3 separate regions of the Homo sapiens genome follow, and regions 1 and 3 are each linked to region 2. The links are chromatin loops, found by intact Hi-C in ENCODE. Cell type or tissue: PC-3. All regions are shown on one strand. Each heading gives the region's core, and the rest is flanking DNA. Links, peaks and the distances in the headings are about the cores only. Region 1 overlaps ASTN1 (astrotactin 1). Region 2 overlaps BRINP2 (BMP/retinoic acid inducible neural specific 2). Region 3 holds the start of LINC01645 (long intergenic non-protein coding RNA 1645).

Region 1 (10,885 bases), core at 1,183-9,182, 230 kb after region 2:
AGTCTCTGAGGACAGGAAACAAATATCTGTGAAAGGCACAGACCTGTACAAACCACAGTCACACCATTCCAAGCCAGACGGCCCTCCAGTAGCCACGGATTGCTGAAATTTCATGAGGGTTCCAAGCATCATGGTCAGCTACCCACTGCTGATGACCAGCTCTTAATCATTGTTCTTAGTGTGCAAGGTAAGAGCTGTGTTCCTTACTGGTGATATACAAGAGCAGCAGTTTTCTGGTCTATTGAGTGAGCCCTATAGGGTCTTTCAAGAGTACTTATAATCTTAGTGCCTCTGTAACAAACTACCACAGATGTAGTGGCTATAAGTTACACATATTTATTGACTTACAACTCTATAGATGAGAATTCAACATGGTTCCCACTGGGCTAAAATCAAAATGCCACCAGGACTGCAATTCTTTCTGGAGGCTCTAGGGGGAATCCATTCCCTTGCCTTTTGCAGATTCTAGAGTCCACCCAGATTTCTTGGCACATGACTCTTCCCCATATTTAAAGCCAGCAACAGTGCATTTTTCTGACCATTTTTCTGTAGCACATCCCCCTCTCTCTCCAATTCTGCCTCCTCTTTCTGCTTTCAAGGACTCTTGTGATTACATTGAGCCCACCTAGATAATCCAGGATAATGTCTCCATTTCAAGATCCTTAATTTAATCACATCTGCAAAGTCGCTTTTGCCATGTGAGGTGATATCTTCACAGGTTTCTAGGATTATGCCAGGGACATCATTGGAGGGAGCAGCCATGGGAGATGGCAGTGGGGATTGGAGCAGGCTTGGCTGGCAGGACTTCAGCCTCCCTGCTCTGAGCTTTAGCCAGGATATCTTCACCCTTATCAAGTCTATCTATTGAGGTTTCATATAAAATTTTGTTTGAATCTTTGAAAATGATTTCTAATGCAATGAAAAAGAGGAAAACCCATGCTCTAATGCTCCTTCTTTAACTTCACACTCATTCTGAAAGTGGCCAAAAAATGCCTTAGCTTTGTAAGACGTAAGAATGTACACAGGTGAGCAGCCTGTGCCATGGAAGGGGAGAAATCGGGTGCCCACTTTCTCATGTATTGAACACACGACCTTCCTTGCCAGAGCATTATGCTCTAATGAGCTTTGAATTACCCAGTGACCCTGCCGCCCTTCCCTCCACATGCTATCTACAATGGTTTCCCATGAAATGTGTCATTTCACCTCTACTGGAGCACAGATGTGCGGAGACCATCACAGATTACCATCTCTCTCTCTGTAGGACAGTAAGCAGAAGAGTGTGCCTCAGAGGCTTCCAGAGAAATGGAGGCAGGAAGCTATCACTGCTGAAATATAAATTTGACTCCATCAAACTTTTCCCCTTGGGAGAAGTCCTGCATGGCTTGAGCCTGCATGTCAGAGCCCATCAAAAAGTTTGGGAATCATTATTTGTAAAAGAAGTGAGGTTGCCATTTAGTAAAAGAGAACCCATTTCTAATAGGAATTATAGTTGCATGTCTTATGAATCATCTAAGGTAAGGTGAGGCAGGATCAGCTGCAAGAATCTATCCCTTTTCTCCCAGAGGCCCTGAATATGTTCATGTATTTATCTCTCATACTCATCTCCCAACAGAGCACCCACTTCATAATCTGGAACGGAAGTATGCATCTTAGTGAGTCTTCCTGAGATTTGACCAGCCTCCTAAGTAATTAATCAACTAAAAATCACTGGTAGGAAAAGAGGGGAAAGATGACAAAGAAAAGGAGTTGAATGGGAAAAATCATTTTAATCTCATTAGCCAATTATGCCTTATACCACTAATAAGTCAAGAAGCCATGAGCATCTCACGAAAGGTGATTAACCTTGTGTATTTTAGGGGTCACTGAAATATGAGCTCATTTGCTCAACCTTTTTGTTAGGGGAGGGCTGTTGCCATAATAAATGGAGTTTTCTTCTTAAGCCTGTAGTTTATAAAGTCCCTAGGAATGCTAAATATAACCTATGCAAAGAAGGGTTAATATATGACCTTGGGGGTCTCTCCTGATCAAACAGTTCTCTTTCAAGGAATAAGTGGAGGCATTGTCCAGAGCCAGGAGAAAAGAATATCCAGCCCTTGCAAACAGAAAATGCATGCTTCTCCTGGAGGCAGGATTTCTTTCTGAGAACAGGACTCTGGCAACAAACACTTCTAGGATGAAGGGCATGGTTTGGAGACTCTGGTTTCTTTGTACTTAGCTATAGATTTTGAGGGAACCCAGAATGTGGATGCAACAGCAGAAAGAAGATTCAGGCAAAAAACAAAACAAATTTATACCTTAGGAAACTCCTTAAAGAATGTGTGTTCGGGTTCCCAAAGGTTAAGAAGAAAATTATTTTGGGTTTTAGCCTTTTTTTTTTCTGGAAATCTTTCTAAAATGTTTTACTCTGAACTGCAGCCTAAGCAAGTTCCAGTGCAGTAGGGATAATTGCATCTTTTTCAGTGATTGAGGATCTTGACTCGCCATCAAGGTCGTCACTCTGGACACTTTATAATGTTTTGTCCTAAAATATTTACACTCAGTATTTTGGTACTTCATGTGTGTGTATGCATGCATGTGCGTGTGTGTGTGTGTGTGTTTGTGTGTTTGAAAAGAGAGAGAGAAAAAAAAGAAAGAAAGAAAATACTAGGCTGAATCTACAAATCCATAATTGACCCCAGAACACACTCTGGGAATTCCTTAAAGCAATCACCAAATCTACAGGATTGCTTTGCTTTGTTGACACATTGACTTTGTTTCTTTAGGGATTCTCATGAATCCAGATTTTATCATACTAGAGAAGCAGCATGGCGGAGTAGATGGAAAACACACATGCTTTCAGGACAGACAATCTAGGCCCGAAGTCTGATCATGCCATTTTCCACCACTGGGACCCTAGACAAGTTACCTCATCTTTCTGAGTCTAATTTTCCTCATCTTTAAATTGTAGAAGATGAAATGTACCTGTGTTATTGGGTTGAAGATAACATATGTAGACCATTCTACACAAAGAATTGCTTAATTTCTGATAGCTATTAATACTATTTTTGGCTTTATTGATAAGTAAAAAAATAAAAAACCTGGACAAGACAGCTAACTGTCTTTTCTGCAAGTTGCCTAAGAGAGTATGAATTTCAGCTGGTCCAATTTGGGATAGCAGTGGTCATCTAGACGTTAAAGCCAGGCAAGATGTGGTTTTGGAATTCTGAAACAAAGCCTGCTCATGTTTCATTCAACAAAGTCTTTGTCAAAAATCATGCTTGAAGGAGAACTCTGAAAAAAGCGGGTGGTTGGAAAGATGGAAACTACTGGCTAGTGACTGAGGTAGCTAGGTGGTACAAGGGCTGAAACCATATGAGGTGGGAATAAAAGAAGGACTGACTTTATCTGCTTAATGGCTTCTAGCAAGCTGTCTAGAAGGAGGGAAAAATAAACCAAACTCATGGCAACCAGTGCAGCCCATTCAATTCCAATCAAACTTCCATGTCTTCCAGGTTTCTATCCTGCATCCATGCCTGGGCAGCCGCACAGTGCTGAAGCCAGCTCCCTTCTGGTGGCACATCTGGCCTAACAGCTGGGTGGCCAAGGAATATGATTAGTGGGAGGCTAGCAAAACATGGGGGGCAATCCTCAGCTGCCTCATTTGCTTGTTTACCATCATCTGGAACAGCTGGGTTTGCACAGCACGAGGCAGCCCTTGGAAACTTCTTTAAATGCTGTCACCTTCCAGCACTCCAGCTGCCTTCATGGGGAGAAAGGGAGATGGACCAGGCTGGGAGCCTGGCAGGCCCACAGGGGGCCATTTGTTTGGGAAGTTACAGAATTAGTGTTAGCAAACAGTGCATATCCTGCCTGGTGATGATCTTCAACTAAGAAAGAGGAGGAAGGAGAGGTGAGTTTTCAGAGGCACACCTGCAGCAGCTGTGGGCTACTAAGACAAGGTGCTTGGCAGCAAAGAGAAAGTGCAAACCAGGCAGTAGGGAGGGAGGGGAGATGTTTAACACTGTGTTTCATTGAGTTTAGAAAGTTTTGCTTTAGTTTGGTGTTGGTTTTGGAGGAGTGTGTTAACTTGTTGGCGATATGTATACAGCATAGTCATTAAAAGCCCCAGCATTGGAGTCAGATCTGGACAGACCCCCAGTTCTGCCCGACTCCTGCTGCTTGACCTTGTGCAAGTTATTTACCTGCTTCCAGCCTATTAGAAAGGATTAGCTCTAATGCAAATGTACAGAATCTGTTGCACAAGCAGAAGGTGCAGGATGGGGAAAAAAAGTCATTGACTTTGAAACAGAGCCCAGTGCAGTGAGAAGAGTTTGTGAATTAACTGGCAATGTTAATGGTGTCCTTACCTCTAAATAGGGATAATATAGGGTATTGTGAGATAAAATACCTAAAGTACTTAAGCATAGTGCCAAGCTCCTCATAAGTGTTCAGTAAACGGTGACTACTGTGTAAACGGTTAAGTGTGGTGTGTGCTAATGATGAAGCAGCTAAGTTACGGACTCCACAGCCAACCTACAAAGGGTTCAAGCATGGTTCTGCCAGGAGCAGCTGTGTGACTTTAAGAAAGTGAAACTCTCTGTGCCTCAGTTGCCTCATATGCAAAATGGGGATGATCATACTGCTTACCTCCTGGGGGTGTTGTGAGGATCACATGAGTTAGTGAGCACCTTAGACCACGGCCTGGCATATAATAGGTGATGGGTAAGTGCTGTAATTGCTCACCAAGTCCTTTTGTCTTCTCCTGGGAAAAGACATCCCTTCTTAGATATTCTCTTTGCTATAATTCTTGGGGAGTATATTACTGAGGACAAGGTAGTGCTGAAAAGCTAAATATTTTGCATTAAAAGCATCCAGCCAAATCCAAGTGCAGCACCTGTGGGTGACCATATAGTAGGTACCCTTGTGTCTTAGGTGTCTTCCAAAGAGCATCCCTGACACAGGGAGGTGATGACACAGCTACTCCCACTATGAGAGCAACCCCCCTCTAAGCTTACAGGGAATGTTCACTTCCTCCTTCAGGCTGGAAGCCCTGGCTCAGTCCATTCCCCCCAACACTGCTATTTGGTACCATTGTTGACAAAGGGCTTTAGACACTTAAAAAACTCATAGTACCACCAAGGCCAAAGAGCAGCACTTCCTTCCTGTAGCCCAGTGGAATCTTTGCAAATGCATTTTCATTCTGGCCCATCACTTCCACTCTCCTGCCAGCCAGAGGCCCATTTGGGAGGCCAGTACACCTCGGCTGTGTCTTGCTACAGTGCTCTCTTCCAGCCTTTTTGGAGGAAGTGTCTTTAATGCAAATGTGTGTGATCAGTGTCTAGAGAGAAGAAGAAAGACGTCAAAAAAGGTCACTTGTTTTTAAAAGAAGTCTGCTGTGGTAGGAAATTCATGGATTACTTGCGAATGTTAATAGTTTCAAGGCTGAGTGCTACAAATTGGTGTCAGTGGTTACACTCAGTTCCCAGAGAACTCAGTTCCCCGATTCACCCACGTATGTGGATGTTTTCTGATTGTGCCAGTGCCCATCTGGACTCAGTCCCATGAAGGACAGCTCTGGCTGCTATGACCGCCACATCGGGGTGGACTGTTCCGACGGCTTCAACGGCGGCTGTGAGCAGCTGTGCCTCCAGCAGATGGCGCCCTTCCCGGACGACCCCACCTTGTATAACATCCTCATGTTCTGTGGGTGAGTTGAGCTGCCAGCGAGGCCACCTGGCGTCCATCTGTCCCAGGACGCAGGACTTTCAATGCTAAATCCAGGAAATGTGAGTGAATAGGTCACCCTAGGCCATCCCTTAGTCTCTGAGGAAAGAGCCTCTAGGACTTGGGGGGGAACATTTTTAAAGTCGAGGGGGAACATTTTAAAGTTGTGTGGGACCTAAGTCTAGTCCAGCCCCTATAGATGGGGAAACTGAGTCTGGGGAATTTACCTGCAAGGGGAAGTTAACTACATGGTTTACTTAAATCATTCTCCAATTAAACCAGCATTTTCCAAGTTGTGTTTTGAAAGGCTATGTTAATTAAGTGTTTTGTGACAAAAGGTTTTTATTGTTTAAAACTCGGGAAAGAGTGTGCAAAACTAGTCAATTCTCAAAAAAGGGGGGTGGTCTTTGGACAAATGGAAACTTTTCTAAATTCTGCCCCCAAAGTCCCAGCACTGTGTGCAGCCACTCCTCCTGAGGCACAGTGATTCCTCCGTGTGAAGAGCCCTTTCTTGCAGGCAGGCTCTCCCACCCACCTCAGTTCATCTCTTCTCAGGATCACTCTGTGAGGGAGCAGGGCAAGCAATGCAAACCCATTTTACAGATGGAAAAACTAATGCACAGTGAGGTTAAGTGACTCCCTCAAAGCTGGGAAGATGGTGAGTGAGAAGATTACGACTGGATTCAGGCCCTCCCTGATTTTTCAAAAGTTCTGTGGTTCTCTGGAAATTTAAATTTATACTGCTGACTGGAATTATATTTAAAGACATTTTATGCTATATTTATAAAGTAAACAAAGATTCAGCTATTCTTCTACAGCCATAGTTAGCTTGTCTATCCTTCCCCCACTCTCCATTCTCCCCCCTCTCCCTCCCCTCCCCTCTCTCTTCCGACCTGCTAAGGACAGAACTTACTTTATGCCACAAACTGTGCCGACCACTGAGCTGCAAAGATAAATAACATATAGTTCTTGCCCTCAAGGATCTCACAGTCTGATAGGCTTGCAATGATAATCAATGTTTATAGTCATAAAACTAGGCTGGATTGTTGCCCAAAGCCAGTGCCTGCTGAATAATCATGTAATGTTATTTTATTGTGTTTCATTTTATTTCTTTGTAATTGAACCATTTTCACATTCAGTTTCTTGTAAACTCTCATACCATAAATGGAAGCTTGCTCTATATCTTAATATTCTCTGTAATGTTATCATTAGGGTTGACCCATTTCAATTAATAGAGGTCAATTCAGCCAAAGTTATATAAATGTATTTATTTAATAAACATATATTTGAGCACCTACTTTGCACAGAGAACCCTGGGTGTCAGGTGTTGGAAAAAGAACAGGATACCCGACCTGATCTTTCCCCTCAAAGGAGTTTACAGTGGGACACATGGTCAGGAGAATGAGGAAGATGAGGCAGTGTGAAAGGGGAAGCTGTCCAGATGTTCAAGGTGGACTGAGAGGGAACCAGCCAGCTTCAGAATTCTTCCTAGAAACACTGTGCTATTGCTCAAGGAAGGAACCACTTCACTATCTTGTCCCAGACCTAAGCTGGTGTCATGGAATCCTCTGGGAATCTTGAGTCACATCTATTTCCTGGACTAATGTAGTAGGACCTGGACTGGATTTCTTTCCTGTTTCAATAAGAATCAGACACACGTGTGTTTAGCACTATCTAAGGTACTATATATAGCGTGCCGAAGAAGTCCTTGATTTGAGATTCTTATATAAAGACCAAATCACATACATTTATAATTAAAGAGCTCTAATCACACCTGTTCACACAAATATATAAATGGTAAATGGAAAAAGCAGTTAAAGGTGCATGAACATGGGCCTCATTTGCACCTCTACTTCTACAAATAGTAATATTTAATGAACACTAGCTATGTGTTAGGCACTGCATAAGCTCATTACATGCAGTCTCTCAATCTTCTCAACAACCCAGTGAAGCAGCTACTTTTTTCCCATTTCTACAGTTTTGGAAACTGAAGCTCAGAGAGGTTAATCAGCTGGCCCAAGGTTTCCATGTAAAGGACAAAGTCACTGCTATTACAATATTGCTTCTCGCTATATTATTCCTTGTTCCTCTACATAAGACAGAGTTCTTTATCTTATTATAACAGTGACTGTGGATAGGAATAAATGATGTGCTTTAATATCATGAGCATCTTTAAATTCTAAATTTGGTTTATGCCCAATGAGAGACCCAGATTAAATCAATATTCTTTTTTAATGACAGCCTTATGAGAAAAGTTCTTACTTTAGCTAAAAAATGTAAATTCTTCTCACTATAACTACAAATAAGGTCCAATTAATGACTTATGAGTTGCTGACCCATATTTACTAACATTGATGTTGCTTTTCCATCCTAATGAGGAGGATGCCAAGGAAGCAGTTGTTGGTTAATGGTGCACATGGCATTCACACTGTGTGCCCTAGGGTCTATTTAGTTCAGGAAGGCTACTCCTAATGGAGGAGGAGTTTTTATGGGTTGATATTGTGTTTGGATACATTCAAACAGTACAGTGCCAGGAGATGATAAATCTTTCTAATTTCTTAGTTGACTTATCACAGGACCAGATTAGAAAGTTATTAATTTCTTAAGCATGGTGTCATTCCTTTTGCTGCCTTATTACCCTTCAAACAAATGCAGGGTCTGACCATGTAGATGGTTCTTAAGAAAAGCTCTAGAATATCTTGGATTTAAATGTGCTAACTCATTTGCAAGCTTATCTTCAGTGATTCTTACCCTGACCTATTTGGGTAACTGTACAGTTATTAGAGGAGAGGCTACTCTAAAGTTCTGACAGCACTTCTCTGCACAGCAAAGGTGAGAGATTTAGTCTGATCACATGATGAAAGGAGCCTCAGTTTACAGGCTTAAAAAAACAATGAGTCAAAATCAAATTGGAATATAACTTGGAAATCTAATCTTTGGTGATCCAACATGCTGTCAAAGGCATTTCCTCCCAATATACGGGGTTGACTTGCCTGCATGGGTCATTGATGGAATAACTTCTTATATTGAGCTCTCCTCTGTGCTAGGTGCATCGAGGACTACAAGCTTGGTGTGGATGGACGCTCTTGCCAACTCATCACGGAGACCTGTCCAGAGGGAAGTGACTGTGGGGAAAGCAGGGAGCTTCCCATGAACCAGACCCTCTTTGGGGAGATGTTCTTTGGTTACAACAACCATTCCAAGGAAGTGGCTGCCGGACAGGTGCTGAAAGGAACATTCAGGTAAACCTCATATACATAGAACTGATTGTTCAAGACTGTTGGTGGACTTTCTCTAAAGAGTTTGCACTAGCATAAAGCTTTATATGTTGGAGCAGGGTAAATATGATATGTCTAAAGGGATAGACTACATTCTTACCCTTGGTCTTCTCCAAGTCTACATTCCTTCTTCCAGAATCCAAGAACCATGCTTAGTTTGGATTAACAGTAAAGTGTTAAATGAGATTTTACTTTGCCCAGGCAGGGACTGGAAGATTTTGCATGGAAGCCCACACGAAAATGCTCAAGCTCCATTTCCCTATGAATGGAAGCATCAGTGTGTGAGTCAGTCTAGAACAGCAGTCTTCACAGTGTCATCCAAGGATACCTAAGGGTCCCAGGAACCCTCTTAGGGCATATCCAAGGTCCTGCCTTTTCCAACTACAGAAAAGCTGAATTTTCTTCCCAAACAAGATATTACCATAAATTGAATTCAGATATGAGAATCCAGCTATCTTCAATTGTTAGATATTTTTTAAATTTGCAAAAAATATAAAATATTACTTCTCTCATGTTTTATAAAATATGTTAATATTGAATGAATTCATTGTTTTTACGTGAATTAATAAATTTTTAAAATTTCTATTTTAACTTCTAATATTGTACATATTGATAGACATAATTGGGCCTTTTTATATAAATATAATAAAGCTACTTGGGGCCTTCAATTATTTTTAAGAGTGTAAAGGAGTCCTGAGAATAAAATGTTTCAAACCATTGATTTAGAATATTTCTAGGTGGTTCTCCATTCAATGCCTGTCCCTGTTCTGCCTTGGACTATTTAAATACATCTTCTTAGAACCCATGGGAAAATATTTTCTGGGAGATGATGATGAGGAAGAGGAGGAAGAGGAGGAGGATGTCAGTATTATGATATGGACCAGCAGTTGACAGCAACCTGGGCCTAGACCCTCATGAGCAAACTGATAGTCAATTTTCAAGACAGTTTTTGGAATCAGCTGCTTTTTCTGTTGTAGACAGGAGACATTACTAACATTTCCCCTTTTAGCCTGGGAATTGGTTTGCCAAAGGCAAGAAGTGAGGTGTCATCACTAATCTAGTGGTGGCTGAAGTCTTCACTGTAGTCTAGAAATGAGACTGCCTCTGCCTAGATCTTGTCGAGAGGAGGTCAGGAAGTAGGGACTGAGTTGGGAAAGAGGAAAGCATAGTCTTTACCCTTTTGGTAGATCTTTTCAGCTGGTTTATTTCCCATTTCCGCAGCCCTCACCCCACCAATCATACCCATTACGTCTTACTCCGACATGTATTTACAGTGGGGTTCAGGTGAGGGGAACTTCTTGGTTCAGAAAGAATTTTACATTGGGAGGCCATTTACTGTGGCTCACGCCTATAATCTCAGCACTTTGGGAGGCCAAGGTGGTGGGTGGTTCGCTTGAGCTCAGGAGTTTGAGACCAGTCTTGGCAACATGGTGAAACCCCATCTCTACAAAAAATACAAAAAATTAGCCAGGTGTGGTGGCACATGCCTGTAGTTTCAGTTACCTGGGAGGCTGAGGTGGGAGGATCACCTGAGCCCAGGAGGTCAAGGCTGTAGTGAGCTATGATTGTGCCACTGCACTCCAACCTGGGTGACAGAGTGAGACAATGTCCCAACAAAAATAATAATTTTACATTGTGGGTTGAAATTAGCCGGGCGTGGTGGCACATGCCTGTAATCCCAGCACTCAGGAGGCTGAGGCAGGAGAATTGCTTGAACCCTGGAGGCAGAGGTTGCGGTGAGCTGAGATCCTGCCATTGCACTCCAGCCTGGGCAACAAGAGTGAAACTCCGTCTCAAAAAAAAAAAAAAATGCTCAGTAAGGAGTCAGGTTCACCTGAACACTCAGAAATGAAGGTCTACCCTCTTTCTAGGCAAAACAACTTTGCTCGTGGTTTAGACCAGCA
Region 2 (10,885 bases), core at 861-8,860:
TGGAATTGGAATTGTGTCATCCATAGAGCTTGCCCCTTCAGGGATACCTCCCATGCCCAGGAGCAATGAGAGGGTTGAGAGTGGGGTGGACTGACAAGGGCCAGCCTACTGTATTCCATATCAAGTTGTCAGCGGGATGGCCAGATCTTCAACCCAATTTAGGATTTGGTAGGCACAGGATTCTGCACTTAATTGCTATCCATGAATCATCCTTGTCAGGTTGTTTTGCTAAGCATATTTTGTGTTTAAGTACAGCAAAATCTTTCAGAGGTTCAGGCAGTCATTATAATAAATTATCTGATGAATAAAGGGCAATGATCACAGGCCTTCATGTATAAAGGAGTATCCTGCGGCATTGGGACAGCATAGCTCCTGAACAGGTTATGTCTGATGGGAGCTCATTCCTCACTGGCAGTAATTTCCAGAACACTGCTACTAGAGGAGAGGCTGTCTGATAGAGCTGTGAACAGGGTAGGCTCTCAAGGCACACTGCTTGGGTTCAAATTCCACTGTGTCACTTCCTACCTTTGTAATCTCTAGGGAATTATGAGCCTTTCAGTGTCTCAGTTTCCTCTTCAGTAAAATGGGAATAATACAAGTGTCTGACTTATAGGATTGTTCTGAGAATTAAATGAGTTAATACATATTAAAAACATAGACTAGTGCCTGATAAATATTAAATGCTCAATAAAGAATGATTACGTTTGTTTATAAATACTTCTCCAGGCTGTAAGATATCCCACATGGTTAGTGATTTTCCCCTAACTCCGCATGCACTTTGTTCATTCTCTCCTTTGGAAATTTAATAGGGATAATATGGCTGGGCTGCAATATCACCCTCCTCCTGTAGGTGGTTCCTTCTCCCTTACGGCAGTACTTTCCATAGAAAATTTATTTAAACACATATTTAATAGGTGTTTGGTAATAAGATCAAAAAAAGTTTCAAGGTCAAGATATATTGGAAATACTTGGCTAAACAAAGATAAAACATGTTTCTTTATTGTAGACCTTTCCAGACCGGTCTAATGTGATAAGTGCATTGTGAACCTCCGAGTGCCTATGAGGGGATGGGTGGAAAGGAGGGCACGTTCTCCAACTTTTCTAATCGCAGAACCTTTTTTTTTTTCCAACATGACAACCATTAACCACTTAGGCGACGTTAATATTCTACCAAACCGAGTATGGGTAACATTTCATTTGGATTGCCTTAAAATGGTATTTCTCAAAATGCGGTCTGTATATCATCTGCTTGTTAAAATTCAGTTTTCTGAATCTCATGCAAGACCTACAGAATCAGATTCTCTGGAGGAGGGGCTGGGGATTCTGCATTTTAATAAGCTCCCCAGGTGCACATTGCATTTTGAGAACCACTGCCTTAAAGGAAACACATCCCTAATTTTGTAACATATACATTTGAAATCCTGAACACTAAATATTCTTAATAGGAAAGATTCTTGTTAACTTTCTAGTAACCCATATTTTAATGGAAATGGGTGTGGTGGGGTAGACGATGAGGTATTGGGGTTTTTGTTATTTTATTTTTAACTGCATAAACATAAAAGTCTTCCCTGTGCTCAGTATTGAGCCAGGGATCTGGGGAAAAAAATGATTAAAAAAAAAAAAGACTCAGGCTCTACCTTCAAAATGTTTATAGTTTATAATTAAAAAGGGAAGTAGACATACTACTTGGCCTCTTCGCATCATTGTAGGACCTTGGCTGCAGTCATCTTAGAAGTCAAGTTCACATGAGAGATAGATGGCACATTCTAGGAATTAAAGTAGGGAGAGAAAGAATTTATCTTCTAGATGGCTCAGTCATGAATGAGCCACCAAGATATCAGTTTTGTTTGTTTGTTTGTTGCTATCCTGAGAGTTGGGGTGGGGTTGGGGAGAACCATGTAGTAGAGGACTGCATACACAAAAAGTTAGATGAAACAAAGGATGAGGGTGAAAAGTAAGGGGAGGGGAGACCTAATAACTGGATGAATTATGGGGAAAAAACCCTGCTGACTCTGTTCAGTTTAAGGTGAGAAATGACAGGATTAGAATGTCAAATTGCTGAGTCCTACAAACCTAACCATAAACCTCCTCTAAGCTGTTCAGCTTTTTTTCTCTGCAGTCACTAATTAAATCTTGCCTTGAAAGAAATAAAGTAAAATAAAAGCCAAATGCTTTTATGAGTCAAGTAGATTGCATACCATCGGCCTATAAGGAGCTGGGTATCTGGTCGATGTGTATGGGGAACTGAAAGTGGAAGGAAATCAAGATAATAGAGCACTTATCTCTCTCTTTAAAAAAGTTTTCATAATTATTTCTCATTGAATGTCCCATCTTTGTAGCATCTTACTTTCATATGCAGTCTCTTTTCCCTATCTAGCAGTAATGGAAAACATGTGGGATTCCCTTTTCAGTGTGATTTATGCAGAACTGTAAACCAGAGGAACCCAAAGCACATTATAAACAGTATTTGAAGTTCAAAAATCATTCATGTCTCCAACAGGAAGAATGACCAGGGTAAGTTTAATATGATGGTTCACCACGTCAGTATCCTTTGCACCATCCACACCTTTTATCCAGAAAATATCTTCATAAACTGTTTACTTTCTTGAATATAAGCTTGCTACATTGGTACATTCCCAAGTCTCTTCTCACTGATTTAATGAAAACACAGTGTCTGTGTCCTAAGCTTAGTATCTTTATGATCAAATATCTGACTCCATTACCTGAGGCCATGATGAGTCCATTTTTCCTGTCACTCTCCTCTCCTACGTGGGGCAGATCTGCCCATCAAATAAGAATTTAAGCAACTAAAGCCCTAACAAAGATATTGCTGGCCCTGTGTTCTTCTGTTGTTTGCCTGAGCAAAATCCATCATTACTCTATATGCATATGGCATGTGTCAACTGTTTTAAAATTAGCCAATTTTCCTAAGCATAAAAATGGATTTTTGTCATATCACATGAACCATATATCACAAAAACAAACCAGTTTTTGTTGTGGCTTTTTTTTTTCTTTCCAAAATACATGAAGTCTTTTTAAGTCACTGCCAAATCCATTTTGCTCACTGCATTTGTGAGATACATCTAAAGAAACGAAGCAGAAAAAGAAAAAAAAAAAAAAAAAAAAAAAAAGCTCACACACTGCCATCACCTGGAAAGAAATCTAGTTCATTACCAAACCAACCATGCCTAGGAGGCTGGATTGCTTCATCCTGCTTTTAAATAATAAATAAATACAGCATTTGCATGCTGCCCTGCACTGAGAGTTTGAGACAGGGCAAAAAAAGAAAAAAAAGAAAAGAAAAAAAAAGAAAAACAACAACAACAACAACAAAACCCCTAAGTTTAAGAAAAAGAACTGTCATTTATGGAGCATTCTACATATCAGACTTGATGAGTACTAATTCTGCATTATTTCATTTCATACTCTAACCCTGTGAGTTGTACCACATCCATTTCACAGATGTGCATCCTGAGGCTAATGTAGTAAAGTAACTTGGCAAGATCAAATACATGGTACGTAGCAGAGCCTGCCAAAGACTTGAACCCAAGTTCACCATGCCTGAGCCTCTTCTCTCAATGACCATGTCGTCACATACGAGAGCAAAAAAAAACCATCGAAACTTCTAAAGACATGATATTGCGGCACCAGGTTTCTTTTCTTCATTAAGCCTGTACTGGTGCGTTCTTTAAGGGTTGTAGCTCAGAGCAGCCCTCTTTGGGAAATTCTGCTTGAGCCTTTGCATAAAGCCTCCAAACATTGCTAAGCTCAGGAGTGATGCAGCGTATGTAAAGAATCAGCAGCTGTCTGTATGGTTCGTTTTGAAGGGCCTACAATTCCTCTCAACAAGGAAAAGCACCATGTCTCACTTGGGTTAAAATCTGTGAATTTCTCTTTTGAAATGTTCTAGTGTTAATTGGGAGGGCAGCACATTAAATCATTATTAGTCATTAATACCTTAACACAAATTAGTTGATCAGGTTACTGAGAGGTGTGAAGGGCCCTGAGGGAAGGATATTATCTTGATGGAGGTGGTGGGGAGTTGCCAAAGAGGGCAGTCTCTGGATTGCTGCAGGGGCTGAGTGAGGCTGAGTGAGGGAGCTAAGGGAGGATGGGAGGGGTGGGGCAGGGAGGATGGGAGGGGTGGGGCAGGGAGGGAGGGACGGCACCAGGACTAATCAGCTTAGTTCCAGACAGGATTGCTTCTGCAAATGCAACTGTCCCTCCCCATTCCTTCTCCGCACACGCGCACGCACACATGGCTCCCCTGCTGTCCCTTTCGAGCTTGCCGGAGTGTACTTACAGATAAGGGTTTTAGGAAAGGTACCGGCCACTCCTCGGCAACCTCCGGGGCAAGAATCCCGCCTGCGCCTCTGCGGCCGGGGGCTTGTAACACAGCTTTTCGCCTCTAGGGGTCTCTAGTGACCCGAGGCTTCCGGAGGAGGCTGCCCTTGCTCCGCGGTCCCTCGCGGCTCAAATCCGAAAGGTCGGAGATTTCAGAAAGAAGAGGCGTGTGCAGGGCGCCTCCCAAGACCCCGCCAGCCGCCGGCACACCCGTCAGCCACCTGCCCCTGCTCCTGCCTAACGACGTATTGATGATAAATGGCTGAACACCGAGTGAGGGGGTGGCAGACATTAGCTGCCCCCACAGTCCTCACTGCGTGCTTAGTTATTTCTATGTCTCAAGGGGATTTCAAGGACCTCCCTCTGCATCCCCACCTCACACTCTTCCAGTAAACCCAGTCCCCCGGCCTGCCAGACTACAGCCTAGCAGGAGTCTCCGCGCTCTCAGCCCGGCAGCCTCGTGGTGGGGATGGGGCATGAACCGGAGTGAGGGACAGGCAGGCCCCAGTCACCAGCTACCCGCTGCCGCTGGGCCTGATGTTCTGCCCTCCCTGAGCTGGGGCTCCCCGCGAGGGAGGACCGCTGCCTTCGTTCTGGGAGACCTGGGTACCCTAATGAAAACAGAAGAAAAAAAATCACAACTGAGGAGTATTGGGAAAAAGCACGAAACTTTGAGCAAGGCACTTGTTCCTCCCAGTCCACTGTTGAAGAGGCTGCAGGAGTTAATGGCAAAATTCTGGCTTTCTAATTCATCCTGCAACACTTGTTTGAATCCCAACTCCACTATTCACTAGATGTGAGATCTTGGGTAATTGACTTAACCTCTCTGTACCCATTTTATTTTTTCATCTTCAAAACGAGAATAATAGTATCTACTTCATAGAGAGTTGTTAGACTTGAAAGAGATCTTACAGTGCATACTCTCAGCATCTAGTATAGTGCCTGGCACACAGCAGGCGCTCATTCATAGACATTGAACTCCTTGCATTTTCAATTACTGAGAACGAGGGAGAACAACAATGATTGGTCCTAGTCTCACAGAACTTCGCAGATGTGTCTGGGTGAGTGAAAGTCTTATATTTTAAAATCAATTTTAATATATCACCTGTGATTTTAAATGAATCACAAGTTTTGCTTTTTAAAGAACTTCTGCAGTGGTCTTCAATGTGTTTTGAATACTTTTAGGTTCCAAGGAGTTGCCCTAGGGAACACTTGTGGGTGAGGAAAGAGAAGAAACAGGTGGCGGAGCTCCAGACCCCCTAGGCCTGCTCCAACGAGAGAGCTCCCCTTTTATCTGCTTTATATATTGGGGTTTTAGGTAAGGGTTTATTGATGAAAGTCTTCCACTGCTTTTTTGAGAGATGAAAACCACTGTGAATATGTCCTTGTATAATTCAGGGAAACCTTTTCCTCCAGGCTTAAGGATGCTCAACTCTGCTATTTGTCAATCATTGTCTTTAATCTTTACAATTTTTGTGCAACATAAGGTGTAATATCCATTTTACTAGGTGGGGGTACTGAGGCTGATACAAGCCACACATAGCAGAGGTCACACAGTGGGTAAGTGACTATGACCAGATTGATGCCCAGGTTTGTCTTACCCAAAAGTCACCCACCCCATTGAACCTCAGAGCCACCCAGGGTGGAAGGCAGAGGGCATGGTGCAGGGGCAAGAGCCCAGAGTCTGAATGTTGGTTGCTCCTCTATGCTTTGCCTTCCTCAGTTTCCATATGCAAAACAGGAATGACACTTACTTCATAAGGTTGTAATAAAAATTAAATGAGATAATATAAGTAAAAATGAACCTAGTACAATTTTTATCATAAAATAGGCATTGGGAGTATATTAAATATGTATGAACTTGTCCCACCCATTTCATCTGCTCGCCAAATCATTTCTTTAACCTTTTATTATAAGAGATATTCATTCAGAAGGTATAGATGCATGCATGTGTATATACGGGGTGTGCGTGTGTGTGAATACATACGTACATATGTGTGTATAGATGTGTGTGTATATACATAAAATTGTAGAGCAAACTTGCCCTCGGGTCAAGAAACAGAACACTGCCAGCATCTCAGAATCAACCCCCTCTGCATACCCCTCCTTGATCAAATTCCCATTTCTCCCTCCAGTCCAATTCACTTCTCATCTTGTTAAAAAATAATTTTCTTTTCCCCTTTTACTCATGCCTCTGGGTTGTCCCCAGCCCTTTTGCTATGCCTCTGTCTGTCACTTTGCTAAGGTTCTGAGTGACACGTTGTTCACAGGAGAGAAGTGAAATAAAGTGGTTCAGCAAAACAGGTGTGTGTGTGTGAGAGAAAGAGTGTGTGTGTGAGAGAAAGAGTGTGTGTGTGCCATGCTTCCTACCCTTGTAGGATGCAGCATACTGGACACCTTCTGAGATATGTCTTAACCCAAAAGAACAGGAGGGACAAATAGATTGATAGGGGATAGGTTTGGGAACATTTGGGCTATTTGCTGTACCCCAAGGCCACCCAGGCTTGAGTGTGGTACCTCCAGCAGTGACAAGTGAACATCACAGCAGCTAGTGTCTTGGTTACATAGAAGAAACAATTTTTCTCCTCTTTAGATTCCCAGATCCAACTCTAGAATTTCTACTTTTCTCAATTGACAAATTACACCTCAATTTGAATGTTACTTTCTCTAAGAGACTTTCCCTGACCGATGCCTCAGTCACTCTGTCTGACAATACTCTATTTTATCTTCTTCATTATCAGCACTTGAAATTATTTATTTGTTTATATTGTTATTTTTCTGGATACCATAGTAATAAAGAATGTGGACTCGGGGTCTAAACTTGATTAGAATGCCAGCTCCCCTAGTTACTAGCTGTGTGGTCTTGGGCAAGTTACTTAGCCTCTCTGGGCTTTCAACTCAGCGTCTATAAAATAACAAACCTACTTACCTTATAGGATCAAATGAGTTTATTTGTGTAAAACTTCAGTACAGTGTCTGCCTGACACTTAAGTACTATTAAGGTGTTAGCTATTATCGGCAATGTCCATAATAACCATGATTATCATGATTATAATCATACCTTCTGTCTAGAATGGAAGCAACTTGAGGGCAGACCTTTTATCTGTGTTGCTGTTTGCTGAATCCTCAGTGCCTAGGAATATGACCCAGCACTACACACTCTTAATAATATACTCAATAAGTATTTTCAGAGAAGTATGTCTTCGAGCCTCGATCCCAGCCCTGCTGCTTGGTGCAGGAGATGGCCATATCAACAAGTCAGAATGGTGTGGTGAGTACAGAGCAAAAACAGAATTTGAACAAGATGTGTAGGAGTCTAGAGGGGGAGGCAATTAATTCTGTCCCAGAGTTTCAGAGAAGACTTCATAGAGGGATACTATTTACAGAGTCTTAAAGCTCAGTAACCCTTCAAGAAGCAGAGAATAGGACAGGGGAAGATTCTGCATGAAAACAACTCAAGACCTCTAAGGCTCCAGAGTGCTGAGGGAGCTGCCTGGTGTTTGAAGTGGCTGCTGTGAGAAGCGGGATGTAGGAAAGATGCACAGAGAGGTTATTGGACCAGCTCATGAAGGAGCTCCTGTTTGTTATGCTAAGCAATTGTTATTTTGACAATAGTGGGGAGTCACTGGAGAATTACAGTAAGAGGAAAAGCATGGTCAAATTTACTATTTTGAAAGATCATCCTGGCTGCAGGGAAGAGACTGGACTGGCTAGCCTTCAAGGGAAGAGATACAGAGATCAAGTCCTGGGAAGATGCTGGAGAGAAGGGTGAGAGCCTGGCATCAGACAGTAGCACGAGGGGTGAGGAGGAGAGGATGGCTTTGAGAAATCATTAGGAGGTAGACCCTGTCAAGCCTGGAGGGGCATGTAGGGGCAGTGTGAGAGAAAGCAGAGCCCAGGACAATTTACATTTCTTCATTATTCGTTTGGAAGTCGGGTGGATTTTGGTACCTTTAACCAAAGCAGGAATTTGGGGAAAGGAATAGCTTGGGATGTGAATTGGTGCACACTGATTTTAGTTTTGAATTTTAATCTTGGTGATGTCAAAGTGAAGACCTTTAGTAAGAAAGAGTGTTAACATTTGTTGAGCATCTACAATGTGCCTGAAACTATGTTTGGCACCTTACTTATTTTATCTTATTTAACATTTAGCATAACCCTTTGAGAGATCTAGCATTACTATTTTTTACTTCTATAGATGATAAAACTGAAAATACAAGAGGTAATAATCCCCCTTTTACGTGGTTAACATGTACGAACAGTAAGTAGAGTAGTTTGATTAAGCAAGATTGAATGAAGTAAATAGAAAGAGAAGGATTAGAAAATACAGTAATAAAGGTAATTTGGGGCAGGTTATGAAAAACCTTGAATGGAGTTAATAACCATCCCACAGGGTTGTGAGAATCAAGTGAGAGAAAGCTTGTGAAAACCTTTTGTGAACTATAGAATGATAAGCAAATATGAGTTCAAGTTGTGGCCAAACTTATTGCAGTGAATGACAATAATGACAATGAATGAGTTATAATATTCCAATCTGTAATTTTTAAAAATTCAATTATTGTGTCTTCTCCCCATTCTTCTTCTTGGTAGGTCCACAAATTTTGTTGTTGTTGTTGTTGTTGTTGTTGTTTGTTTGTTTGTTTTTATAAAGAGTCTCGCTCTGTTGCCCAGGCTGGAGTGCAGTGGCGCAATCTTGGCTCACTGCAACCTCCACCTCCTGAGTTCAAGCGATTCTCCTGCCTCAGTCTCCCAAGCAGCTGGAATTACAGACTTGCACCACCACGCCCAGCTAATTATTTCACAAAATAATCTTTAATACATGGCCATGCCTTTCTTTCTCCCCACCACACTATCAACATATTGATAAGAAAACAGAAAGCTCTCACAAGGAATGATCATAATGTGGTAGAGATAAAAAGAAAGGAGGAAATTTGAAAGACAAACATACCCAGCTGATCCCACTATTGTGTCCTCACCCTTTGGAGTAAGACCCTAAAGATTAGTTACTCGGTTATTTCTACTGTCATTCAAAAACTCGAAAATATTAGGATAAAATTACCAAGCCACCCACCGGCTCACTCTTTGTATGTGAGCTGAGAGCTGTAATGCTTCCCAAAGGCTTTGGGTGGGCTTAATTACAGTTAACAAGGTCCCTCTTCAAATAAATATAGGTTGGTGTATGCTATTTGTGCCCTTCTTGAATTGAAATTTTAGAAATACATGCCTTAAGGCTCACTCTGGGCTGCTCCTGACCCCTCCCTCCATGTTCTTTCTCTTTTTATGTCACCAACTCCTCCTATTTCATGCCTCTGCACCTTTTCCCCATTAACCTGTCACTACTTTGCAGGGCCTTTGTTAACACTATCCAAAAATAATAATAATAATAATAATAATAATAATAATAATAATAATGCCAGCCACTTACATAATTTTAACTTTTCTAGTAGCCACATTAAAAAATAAAAAAGAAATGGGTGAAACTAATCTTAATATATTTGATTTAACTCAATGTATTCAGAATATTATCTTTTTAACATGTAATGAAGATTAAAAATATTGATGAGATATTTTACATTGCTTTTCTTTTCAAACCAAGTCTTCAAAACCCAATGCATATTTTACATTTACAGCATACATTTCAAGTGCTCAAGACCCACATGATGCCAATATGCTATCATATTGGCAACTGCCTAGAGCTTAGTCCTGTGAGGTATCAAATTGTCTTCTCCCTTTGCCCAATCCAGAATTCCAGAAAAGTTTGCATTTCATGTGAGCCTCAGTAAGAGGAATAATGGGACTGGCTGTTGATGATTCCATGCTGTGTTGATGCTACTCAACTTTACTTCTCTGTCTATGGCAGAGTGACAATTTAAAGAGGGGCTGACCTGCATCCTAATTGGTCAGACGAGATTGGTTCACCATAGTCCCCAGTTTGAAGCATAACTCGGCTGTCTGTCTCTTCCTTTCTAGATAGAAGAGACTTTAATTCACAACCCTTAACCACATGCCCTTGGGCCCAGATCTCTACCTCAGCCCCCAAACATAGCAGTGGATGCTTCTGAATAGTAAAGAGAAAAGGAGTCATGCTCACAGTCCAGCTGCACAGTCATTTAAGACAGGAAACAAGGGTGACAGCAAGGTCCAGGGAAGGATTTTCAAGGGAAAGTAATGTCCTTTGAGACCTGTTCCCCGAATAAACTCCTAGGGCTAAGCAAACAAACAGACTGGGTTCTTGGGGGTTTTACTTTTGACCTGGAAGCAATTATGGAGTGACTTTAGGTAAGCCATTCCACTTTCATGTTCAATGGGAACTTCCTCTATGTTGGAATGGGGCCACCCAAGCCACCGGTGACTTGCAGCATGAAAAACATCCCAAACCACGTGAAGACCAGTGACTAGGGTTGTTGTGTTACCAGTCCTCTCACAGGCCCTGCGCTTTGCCTTGACCTTTCCTCTGGGAGAGATGCCCACTGTGGGAGCAAATGTGTGTAGCTGGCTGGTCACAGCTCTCTCCTGGTGGGCCCTTCCTTGGCATTGCCCA
Region 3 (10,885 bases), core at 1,856-9,855, 170 kb before region 2:
TGGTTTAAAGTCTGGCTGCCCTAAGTAACCTATACAAAAGCCCTTCTCTACTTTAGTTCCCCAATCCAGTGACCAAGGGCCACACAGCTGTAGGAAAGCTTTTGTTTGATTTTTACGTGGCACTCATGATTTTATATTTCTTCCCACTCAGAAGGGAAAGGTCTAGGGGACAAATGACATGGAACATCAAAGTAATTATCTGAGTGTTTGGGGCTAGTGAGCTCACAGTGTACATAGGTGACAGTGAGGAAGTGATTTTACCTAACCTGACCCAGACCCCTTTCTCTAGAATGACCCTGGTTCCTTTGTCATTCTAACTGGGGGTGTTCTGAGGGCTGGGGAGATGACATGATCCATCAGAGTTATACAACGAGTTAGCCACAAGGCTGAGATCAGAAACCTGTTCTAACTTCTGCCTCATCCACCTTTTTGGCCTTCTCACCATACTCTTTATCTGAGCTAAATTCAAGAAATCCGGACTGTGAAAAATAATGACTCTGATGCTATCTTTCCCTCAACTGAACCTAAGAGAAAAGTCCTCAATGATCAAACATACCGGGCACACCCTTACCACCATGCAGGTAGCCAGATAACCAGGGAATGCTACTGGGGCACAGGAAGGGTGAAGGTAAGTCATCATTCTGATTGACAAACAGACACTCCTCCCTGGTCTGGTGAGTTTTATAGACAGAGTGAGGCAGAGCACCAAGGTAATTACTTCAATTATGCAAATCAATGACCCAAATAGGAACTTTCTTTTGTACAGAGTCCCAGCATTCACAAGCCTGGTCAGCTGCTCAAATGACCAAATTTTACCTGGTTTCATTAACATGTAATCCTTAAAATGCATGTTCACCCAACTAATGTAATAGCTTGGTCTCTGCAGATGGAATTCTTCCCAAATGTGTAAGTGGCTCTTAGTAGTTTAAAAAGTTTTAAAGGCACAGTAAGTACTTTATACATAGTCTGTTGACCGTTAATAGTTTTACAAAATGGAAGTCAGCAGAGAGGACCATTCAAGTGCAGATGGCACAATTACTGACTGCCAACCTGACTCTCCCTTCTGCAGGATTGCTGCCCCTTTGCCAACCCCACTGTGGTTTGAGGAAGCTGACATATATTATTGATTCTTTGGTGCAGTATTAGGAAAGGGAGATATTCCAAGCCACATCTTTACATCCAGAACAATGCATGAGGTTGAGATACTGCCTGATTATTAAAAAAAAATTGAAGCTCGCCTTATATTTGCTCCTCAAATTGATAATTGGGTTCTGATTTTATTTTTACCTCTTCACTTAGTTTCTTGTAATATTCACCCACCTACCCCAATGGCTTCTTCTTTTCCTAAATGCAATTTCATGATGAAAATTTGAAAATAATGTGAGAGCAGTTGTTTGTCAGGGAAGGCAGTTGCCTCTGCCTCTTTCTTCTTAGAGATATGTTAATAAAACACTATTGAATGTTTTTGTTTTAAATACCCAGAGAGAAAGATGCATATGTAAGGAAATTGATATGTCAGATATGTAATATACAATTATTATACTATGTTTTTAATCAAATGTATATAGTTTAAATTTATATACATTGTATACATAAGGCATATTATATTTAAATATACAATACAGTATGAGGAAAACCCAACAATATATTTTAGAAAATTGAATGCTCACTTTAAAAAAGCCTATCATTTTTGTACCTATGGAATACTTCAGAAAGTTAATTTTCTCTACAAACTGTAGTAATTGTAACAAGAATATCCTAATATGACTCAGATGCTCACGAACAACTTCCATATATTGAAAATTGGTTCTTAAACAGGATTTTAGGCTGTCATTTTCATAAGTGAGATTATATTTTGTGCACATAGTTCTGTTTTTAATAAATTTTAAATATGAAATTAATATAAAAACTCCATTGAAATTTTTTAAGGGCAAAGGTGCTACTTCTCTTCTTCTGATTGCTTCACTCCATAAAATCTTCTGAACACTTCATCTAGGCATTGCGTCTTCCAGCAGCCATATTACTGTTACTCTGTTAATGTATTTTATGAAGACAACAATACTAAGTATATGGATTTGCTATAGGCTGGAAGTTGCCATCTAGGAACAACTAACTGAACGGCAAGTCATATCTTGTTTCTGAAAACATCGTAAATGCTGTTAAAGCATTATTTCTGAGTTTGTCTGTGAGGGTGTTTCTGGAGGAGACTGGCATTTGAGTCAATGAACTGAGTAAGAAAGATCCACCCTTACCCAACCTGGCAGGCACCGTCCAATTAGCTGAGGGCCCAGATAGAACAGAAAGGCAGAGGAGAGATGAATTATCTCTTTCTCTTCTGGAACTAAGACACCCTTCTTCTCCTATCTTTGGACATCAGAACTCCAGGTTCTATGGCCTTTGGACTCTGCAATTTATATGAGTGGTGCCCCCAGTTCTCATGCATTCAGCTTTGGACTGAGAGTTACACTGTCTTCTCATCTGGTTCTCAGGCCTTCGGACTTGGACTGAGCCATCCTACTGGCTTCCCTGGGTCGCCAGCTTGCAGATGGTCTGTGTGAGACTTCTCAGCCTCCATAATCTTGTACGTTATTTCCCCTAATAACTAACTAACTTCCTTCCTTGTTTCTCCCCTTCATTTCCTCCTTTCTTATCTTTCCCTTCCTCCTTCCCTTACCTCCTTCTTCCCTTCCTTCTTTTTTCCTTTCTTATCTTCTCTTCCCTTCCTTCCTTTCTTCCTTCCTTCCTCCTTTTCCCCCTTTCTCTCTTCCCTCCTTCCCACCTTCCTCATTTATCTTTCTCTCCCTCCCTCCCCCACTCTCTTTCTTTCTCTCTCTTTCTCTTTCTTTCCTTTTCTTTCTATTGATTTTTTTTCACTGGAGAACCTTGACTAATACAGAGCCCTTGGAATAATTTTATTTTCTTCCTGACTCCCAGATTGCCCTTTCTCAGCATGATATTTTACTTCTACCCACATGAAATTAGATGTTGCCCTCAAGAGTCTGTCTATGTCTCCTTCTTTTCTTTTTCCTTATGTTCTTCCTAGTAATCTTAAGCTCACTCAAGGCTATTTACTATTATCTTATGTAGAGCTTTATCCTTCTCAATCTTCAGGGCCAAACTTTCTCTAAATTCATTTTTTTTTTTTTATTTCCATGATGGGCATCTTCATGCATACCAAACTAAGCATATCAGTTTTTCCAGAAAAGTTTGCCACTGTTCAATGTTCTTTATTCAGGTTACTATCAGAAGATTTTCCTAGACATTTAGATTTAAAACTTGTGAGTCATCCTTGACTTTTTCCCCCTCAGCCTGGCACATCTAATCATTCGGTGGTCTCTCAGCTAACTCTCTGTTTTCTTTCACTCCCTTCTTATCCACCCAACTAAACATTCATTCTCTTCTCATCTAGGTTATTAAAATGGTCTCCTAACCATCCTCTCTGCCTTCATTCCCACCAACATAGACTACACACTTAAATTGCAAAATACCCATTTCTGATCATATCTGTCATTGACTAAGGTTGTTAAGGACACACATAATCTAGCAACTAAGGATCACAATGCTCAGGTTATATTTGAAGCCTCTCCTACTTACCTTTCCAATATCAAATCAAATATCCACTTTTATTTACCCTTTACCCCATTAAGCAGACTCATTTGCTGCTTTCCCTAGACATGTAGAATTTTTCTGTCTCTTTTTTGATTAGAAAGCCCTTTTTCTGCACAATGAAACATGACCTCTCCTTTAGGATCCAATCAGAAGTCAGCCGCCTTCACACAGCCTCCCCTTGTGTTGTGCTTTTTTGTCATTTCTCTTATTCCCTCCCCAACCTCATGTATTACTGAAGAGTAATTCTCTCTCTTCTGAATTTACACTTAATTTTTTAATTAACCAACTTCTCTGTGTTTTTCCGTTTATAATCCCATGGCATTTTACCCATAGCTCTTAGGGCAATTATGCACTTTGCATTGATTCTGGAGATGTTCCTCCATAAATATCTGGTGGATGAATGAATGCAGCCTTTATAGATTTTTTTTCCTCTAACAAGTCTGATTTCACAGACTCTAAGTCAATTGAAAAAATATTATACGTGAAGTGAATTTATGTATGCTTGCAACAAGTTATTTTAAAGGATAATTTGAAAGGGTGCTTATTTCTGGTGTGGGATTGCAATTCTTAATATAACTATAAAAAGAAAAAAATAAGCTAGTGATGGGATGGTTTTGTGATATTCTCTTACAGAATATTTTAGTCAAAATTTTGTATAATAAGGCAGAGAGTGAGCTCAGCACAATTCATAGCAACAGCATCAATAATTTAATAAGCACTATTCACTGAGAACCAAATATGTGCCAGAAACTGTTCCATATAATATGTACATATTATTTCTATTTTTACATTTTACAGATTTGCAAATTGAGGCTTAAAGGGATTAACTTTAATTCTCTAACTACTCAAGCTTAACATTTAAAATCCATACTTAAGTCTTATTTTTCTGGATCAGAATCTACTCACCATATTACTCCAGGAACTTCCCTTTTCCCTTGTAAATTCTGTTCCATTTTTGGCCAAACCATGGTTTGCCTCTGCTGCATTAGTTTGAAGTCATTTTTTTTCCAGACATTGTGGCGGTAGTTCCCAGATGTCCGAAAAGATGAAGTTATCAGTGCACGAGCAGCCAGGGCTTTTCTTTATGTTGATTCACCTTAGGACACAGCCCAACAATGCCTGCAACTGAAAGTCATGTGCATTAGCACAGCTCTGCCTCAACCATGAGCCCAGGACACAGAGCTGTGCACCAAGCATGATTCTTTCTGTTAATATTAATTGGCATAATTTAGCTTAACATATTAAATCTTAGAAGTGTAGTAATCGTCAAACAAAAATGTCTACAGTGACCTATTAGAACGGAAACTTCCACCATAAGAGCCACTCTTCGGAGCTTTGCAAGTTCACTGTTATATAAGCTTACTTGAGGGAGTTCCCTATGGGTAATGTAGTGAGAATAAAGAACTTGGGGTTCAAATCGTGACTCTACTGCTTAGGAGCTATGTGGCTTCTAGGTGTCTGTTTCCCTGTTTCTGTAATAGGTGGGCAGAGGGGTAAGGAAGGAGATAACATCTATTTTTTAAAATGGTATGAGGACTGTAGGAAACATATGGACCTGGTACAGATGAAATGTCCCCAAAATGGTAGTTATTACTGTTATTACTCTCACAGGAAATTCCTATCCCTTAGCAGAAGAAAGCATTCTGTATTAGTTTCCTGTGGCTTCTGTAACAAATTATAATAAACCAGGTGGCTTAAAACAACAGTTAGCTCTTGCAAAGTTTTGGGGGCCAGAAGTCTGAAATCAACCTGTTGGCAGGATTGTGCCTCCTCTGGAGGCCCTGAGGGGAAATCTATTATTTTCCTCTTCCACCTTCTGGTGGCTGCTGACTTGCTTGACTTATGCCCACATCACTGCAATCTCTGCATCCAGGGGCACATTACCTCCTCCTCTTCTGTCTGTGCTCTTCCTCTTATAAGGACACCACTCACTTAGGACCTGCTCATTTAACTCAGAATGACGTCCTCATCTCGACATCTTTAACTTAATTACCTCGGCAAAGACTCTTTTTCCAAATAAACTAGCATTCACAGGTTCTGGGATTAGGATGTGAACATGTTTGTGGGAATGTGAACAACTCAACTCACTACAGGTCCTGAAGGATTAAGTTTTTTGTTGACTTTTTGGGGGCAGGTGTACATGTGTGGTACACAGGATGCTGAGTGGAATAATGCAGTGATGTTATTGACGACCAGGGGGCAGCATACGAGGCCAAAACAGATTCTGAGAGTGGGGAGTAAGGCTGAGGAAACCAGAGAAACAAGCTGAAACAATAGGAGATGCAGGAGGCCTGGGTTTGGGGAGACCTAGGCTCTAGATGTGGTCTTTGCCCCAATTCACAGTGCAACAGAGGGCAAGACATCTCTATGGGCCTGTTTCCCCATATACAAAATGAGAAAGATTGGAGTGGAGCAGGGATTTTAAATTGACTGCTTGCAGGCTGAATGCAACGTGCCTGTGTATATCAATTGTAACATCTAAAAATCTGAATATTTTTAAGTTGGCAGACATCATATAAAAATTAGTATAGCTTCTCTCAAAAATCATATGTAACAGGCACTGGACACGCAGTCTCCAATGCTGATGATGCGTTGTAGGAGGGTGACCCTACCCTTCAGCTTGGCACAGACCCCCTTGTGTACTACCTAGCCCACCACACCCCATTGTCTTCTGACATTGTGGTTGACTGCCAGTCCCTTTTGTCATCCCCTCACACTGCAGATTCCCTGATGGTCAAGACATATTTTTCTGTATCCAGGTTTCTATCAATAGTGAGATCCAGGTGGATGATTTTTCCTATACCTAGTTGGGTTCACTCAACTTACATAACCTGCATGAGGCCTCTAGAGTTTTGCCTTTGTGATCCCAAGTCAGAAGACTGAGACCACTGGTCCTCTCTGGGATGCCAATGACCTCAGTGCCAGAAGGGAAGGTCGGGGAGCCGGGGTGGTGCTAGAGACTAGCTTGATCTATGTCTGCAAATAACTCTCCGTGTGCCCACCCAGGTATGTGAATCCACCAGCTGTGTGAATCTACCTGTCTTAGGACTACTTCACAATTCATAGGACAATGTTCTGGCAACTCTTATTGCTCCTTTCCCCAATTTTCTCCATTCTCAGACTTCTTTCCCTCATCTCTCTGTACACATCCGTGGGACTCCTGCTACAGGATCTTTTACCCTTCAGTTCCTGCCATTGAGTCCCCATCCTGTGGTTTGTTTTCATTTTTTTGGTAGCAGTTCCTCCTTCATCCTAGACTTTCCTGCTCTCTCCTACATGATTCATGACTTAGTTCTGCAGAGCATTTTTAGAGCCTTGTTTGCAACGGAAGAGAACTAGGGAAACTAAGCAGCATATTGTCTTCAATCTGGTCCCTCTCATAAGGGATCTAAGCTAATTCTTACGATTGTAATCCTGCAGTAATGGACCATCTGAGAAGACAGTCTCTCTCTCAGTGGGAGCCTCCTATGACTTAGGAAAGAGTCATGTGCCCAGGTGTTGCCAGGGCTGAGCTTGCCTGCCCACTCTTCACAGAAGCTGCCCTGATCTCAAGGTCTCCTTGTTACTTGTGCTTACTCAGAGTCCCTGTCTGACACAGAAGAGTGATGCCATCTCGTCTCCCCACCTTCCCAACAATTTTTAAACCTCTGGGTGCTGCTACCAGCTTGCCTGGAAGGTGGGGTTCTAATAATGACAATTAGCTAAATATGCAAAGAAAAGAGAAGGGCAAGGTCTCTCCCAAGCAGGAGCCGCCCTGCTTTTATTTTTATTTCTCTCTGTGTGTGTGTGTGTGTGTGTGTGTGTGTGTGTGTGTGTGTGTTTCTAAACTTCCCAACAGCTACTAAGCTAAGAAAGTTTTAAATATATACAAAAACTACAGAAAGGCTTTCTCTCCTTTGAATCTTTAGCTCTGTGTAGTTCAAGTCAACAAACAGCTAGTGGTGTCTCCTTGGTGCCTTGGCTATGCTTGTGTTCAGTTTTGAAGCAACAAAATGTGGAGATAATGCTAGCTTTATAGTAAGGGTACACATGATCAGCAGGGAAACAAGCACAACTCGAAAAGGCAGAGCAGAAGGAACAGTTTGGTACGTACAGAGGAAGGTGGATTGAGAGGCAGGAAAGGATGATTGAGGCAAAAAATGATATTATTCCTGGTTCATTTTGGAGATGATGACAATCCCAAGGCTTCTGCAGACTCCAAGGACAGGAAATACTTCTTAAAGACTCACGTGGTTCCCTCAACAGTGTGTGCGCATTTCAAATTGCGTCCTATTATACCTCCCATTTTTCTCCATTCTGCGTATGAATGGATGGTGCCACTGTTAACCCAGTTGCTCAAGCTGGAGGTGCAGATTCCTCCTAATCCCCACTGGCTTCTTCTCTCCTTTGCCTTTTTTAATCACCGGATCAGTCGCTTCTGCTTTCTCAGTGTTGACTCCATGCCCACTTCTCCCCCTCCCCTGCCCTTCTAGGTCTATTGCAGGGCTTTCCTAACTCATTTCAGCCTCTAGTCTCTTCCTGTCCCATTTCTCCTTTATTCTACCACAACTCCCAATTTGATCATGTTACTAATAGGCTTGAAATATTAAAAACAAATCTTCCAAGGCTCCTATGAAACAAAATTCCCAATCCCTAGCTGACATTCAGCCCTGATATTTTGGTGTCTTCTCTTCTCCCCTTTGATCTATACACAAAACGTCCTGCACACTAGATTGTGCAGCTCCTTGCTGATGCTATACTGTTTCCACATCAGCGCCCTCACACCCCCGTGCCCTTTCCCAGACTTCCCCTTACTTCACTCTTGCACCTGCAAGCTCTGTTTGTGCCAGGAAAGTTCAAGTTGTCCTGAAAGTACCGGCTTACTGTGACATCTTTCCTAGGTTGCTGTCTCCTTGGCTCAATGCAAAGCACACCCCTCCCCTTCCCACATCACTCTCCGAAGACCTCATAGACCTCTGCTGGCTCTTTATCACCTGTACTCCCATCATTTGCATGCAGTTCTGATCCTACCACCAACAAGGGAATTGAAGAAAGGGCCCAGATCTCATTTATTTTCTTCTCTCTAGCCCTTAGCAGAATGTCTAGAGCATATTAGATTTTCATTAAATACACTCATTCACTGAACAAATATTTCTAAATCATCTATTCTGTATCAGGCAGTATTTAAGGCCCTAGAGATGTAGCAGTGAAACACCATGGGGGACAATTATCTGCCCTCATGGAGCATACACGGTGGTATGGGAGCCAGGGAGTAAACCAGATAAATAGTAAAAACATACTGTGTTACCCAGTGATGAGTGCCAAGGAGAAAACCCAAGCCCACCTAGAGGAGGGATGTGAAGAAATACGTGCTGAGTAAATGAGCTGTTCCTTCTCCTGGGGAATTTTATAAAATTTCAGGACAAGGGAATGGAGGGATACACTTGGGATGAATAAATTTGAGAGAAGCATGAGATCTAGATAGTACTCATTAATGTTTGAAAAATCTGGTATTGACCCTCCAGTGAGAGAGATTCAGAAGAACCTATGGTCTGTGAGCAATAGAATGAGCAAATGTTTATCTAAAATAAATGATTTTGCAAACTGCCTGCAATATCAAAATCTTGCAGCTTCTACCTGAATATTAGCATCTAGATCTGTGCATTTCTTTCCCTTGACGGGACTGAAGGCTTTTTTTTTTTTCCTGTGTTGCTCTCTCACATGAACACCTGGGTGCTCCTCATTGCAGATGCCTTGCCCTGCCTCCTGCCCTCCCCAGTAATCTGTGGTAAAGGTGGAAAGGTAATTCAGGCAACCTGGCCACTGTCACGATTCCTCCTAGCACCACACACACACACACACACTCTGTCACACACACAACACTCACACCCACACAATGCACACACACTTATTCACTCACACTACGCTCACACAATACACAAACTCACACAGCACTCACAATACTCATTTACTCAAACACACACACAACACTCACACATATTCATTCACACAACACACACATAGCACATACACAATTCACACACATTCACACACAACACTCACACTCACATAGCACACACAATGCACACTTATTCACTCACATAACACTCACATTCACTCACAGCACACACACAACACTCTCATTCACACAACACCCACACACACACTCACACACCACTCATGTACACACTTTCACACACACCCTTATACACACAACACTCACACTTCCTTACACACTCTCCTACATGCATGCTCACTTGTTCACACACATACACACACAGACACACCCTTTCACAAACACACTAAAATCCCAGCAGCAGAGGCTCCACTCTCCTTTCTTACTTGTCATTAGCCCGTGAAGAGGTTCGCTTAGGCTGCCACAGCACAGAGTCCCAGCTGCGCCGTTTCTCCCCACAGGCACTTTGGAATGTGGTAACTTAAGGCCTGTTGCTGGGTCACAGGTCAGTTTTAAGGAAGTAACCTCCGAGCTGTTTCTGCTTACTTTGCTGTCCAAGAACTCTAGGTTTCCTCATTCCAGTGTCTGTGGGGGTGACTGCTAGGGGCTGAATTGTGTTTCCCCTGCCTGCCTCAAAAAAAAAAAAAAAAAAAAAGTCACACACTGAAGTCCTAACCCTCTACCACAGAATGTTACTGTATTCGGAGACACAGTCTGTAAAGAGGTGATTAAGGCAAAATGAAGTCATATGGAAGAGCCCCAGTCCAATATGGCTGGGTCCTTATAAAAAGAGGAGTTTAAGATATAAACAACACACAGACAGAGGGCCGACCTATGAGGACGCGGGAAGAGGGCAGCCCTCTGCAAGCCAAGGAGAGACCTTACCAGACACCAACCCTTCTGGCACCTTGATCTTGGACTTCCAGCCTTCAGAATGGTGAGAAGATAAATTTCTGTTGTTTCCCTACTTTGTTAGTGAGCCTAATACAGCTGACTAACACAGTGACATTGTCCTTTCTCATCTGTGGCCACCTGCCCTTAGTGCACTGACCTCCTCTTTCACAGTGGATGTGAGAGGCAGGCTGGATGCAGCCTCCTTCCCAGGAAAACAAATCTCACATTATAGAACTCCCACGACTTGTGATGTGTGAGGCAGCTCTCCAGCGCAACCCCATGAAGGCTTTGGAGCAAGCCTCTGTTCTCTGACACAGGTGTGGCTCTATTCTCCTTGAGTGGAACACCCATTTCCAGATACCCCTTCATGTCCTCACCCTGCCCAGCAGGGAGGAAGCAGCCCTCCAGGAAGGCAAGAACTTCTTTGATCTGACCAAGTGGCCCTGC

Evidence for each region. Hi-C counts contacts between places; a loop is a spot of excess contacts. Peaks named below come from ENCODE experiments on the same cell type or tissue, not always from the same donor. Only the 100,000 strongest peaks of a DNase experiment are listed, where the experiment ranks them.
Region 1: it touches region 2 in a loop (9-fold over the local background); 9 of 110 quality-filtered maps call a loop at or near these places.
Region 3: a loop joins it to region 2, with 5 times the contacts of the local background. A loop is called at or near these places in 3 of 110 quality-filtered maps.

What each region holds. Positions count from the first base shown.
Region 1 is chr1:176,943,986-176,954,870 of GRCh38, reverse strand. It overlaps ASTN1 (astrotactin 1), which reads left to right. Exons shown (of 23, transcript NM_004319.3): 12 at 5,520-5,686; 13 at 8,751-8,945; 14 at 10,853-10,885. Among named protein-coding and RNA genes, the nearest start is that of MIR488, 80 kb to the left of the region's middle. In PC-3, for the core only: CTCF peaks have their summits at 5,489 and 5,691; no DNase peak of the experiment used is centred there.
Region 2 is chr1:177,175,384-177,186,268 of GRCh38, reverse strand. All of the region lies in intron 1 of BRINP2 (BMP/retinoic acid inducible neural specific 2), which reads right to left. Among named protein-coding and RNA genes, the nearest start is that of BRINP2, 9.9 kb to the right of the region's middle. RefSeq lists an enhancer at 4,172-4,733. In PC-3, for the core only: a CTCF peak has its summit at 4,394 (motif pointing right); a DNase peak (open chromatin) is centred at 4,368; H3K4me3 peaks cover 643 bases.
Region 3 is chr1:177,350,696-177,361,580 of GRCh38, reverse strand. LINC01645 (long intergenic non-protein coding RNA 1645) reads right to left here and starts at 9,995. Exons shown (of 4, transcript NR_126001.1): 1 at 9,931-9,995; 2 at 4,516-4,734. In PC-3, for the core only: a CTCF peak has its summit at 5,788 (motif pointing right); a DNase peak (open chromatin) is centred at 5,800.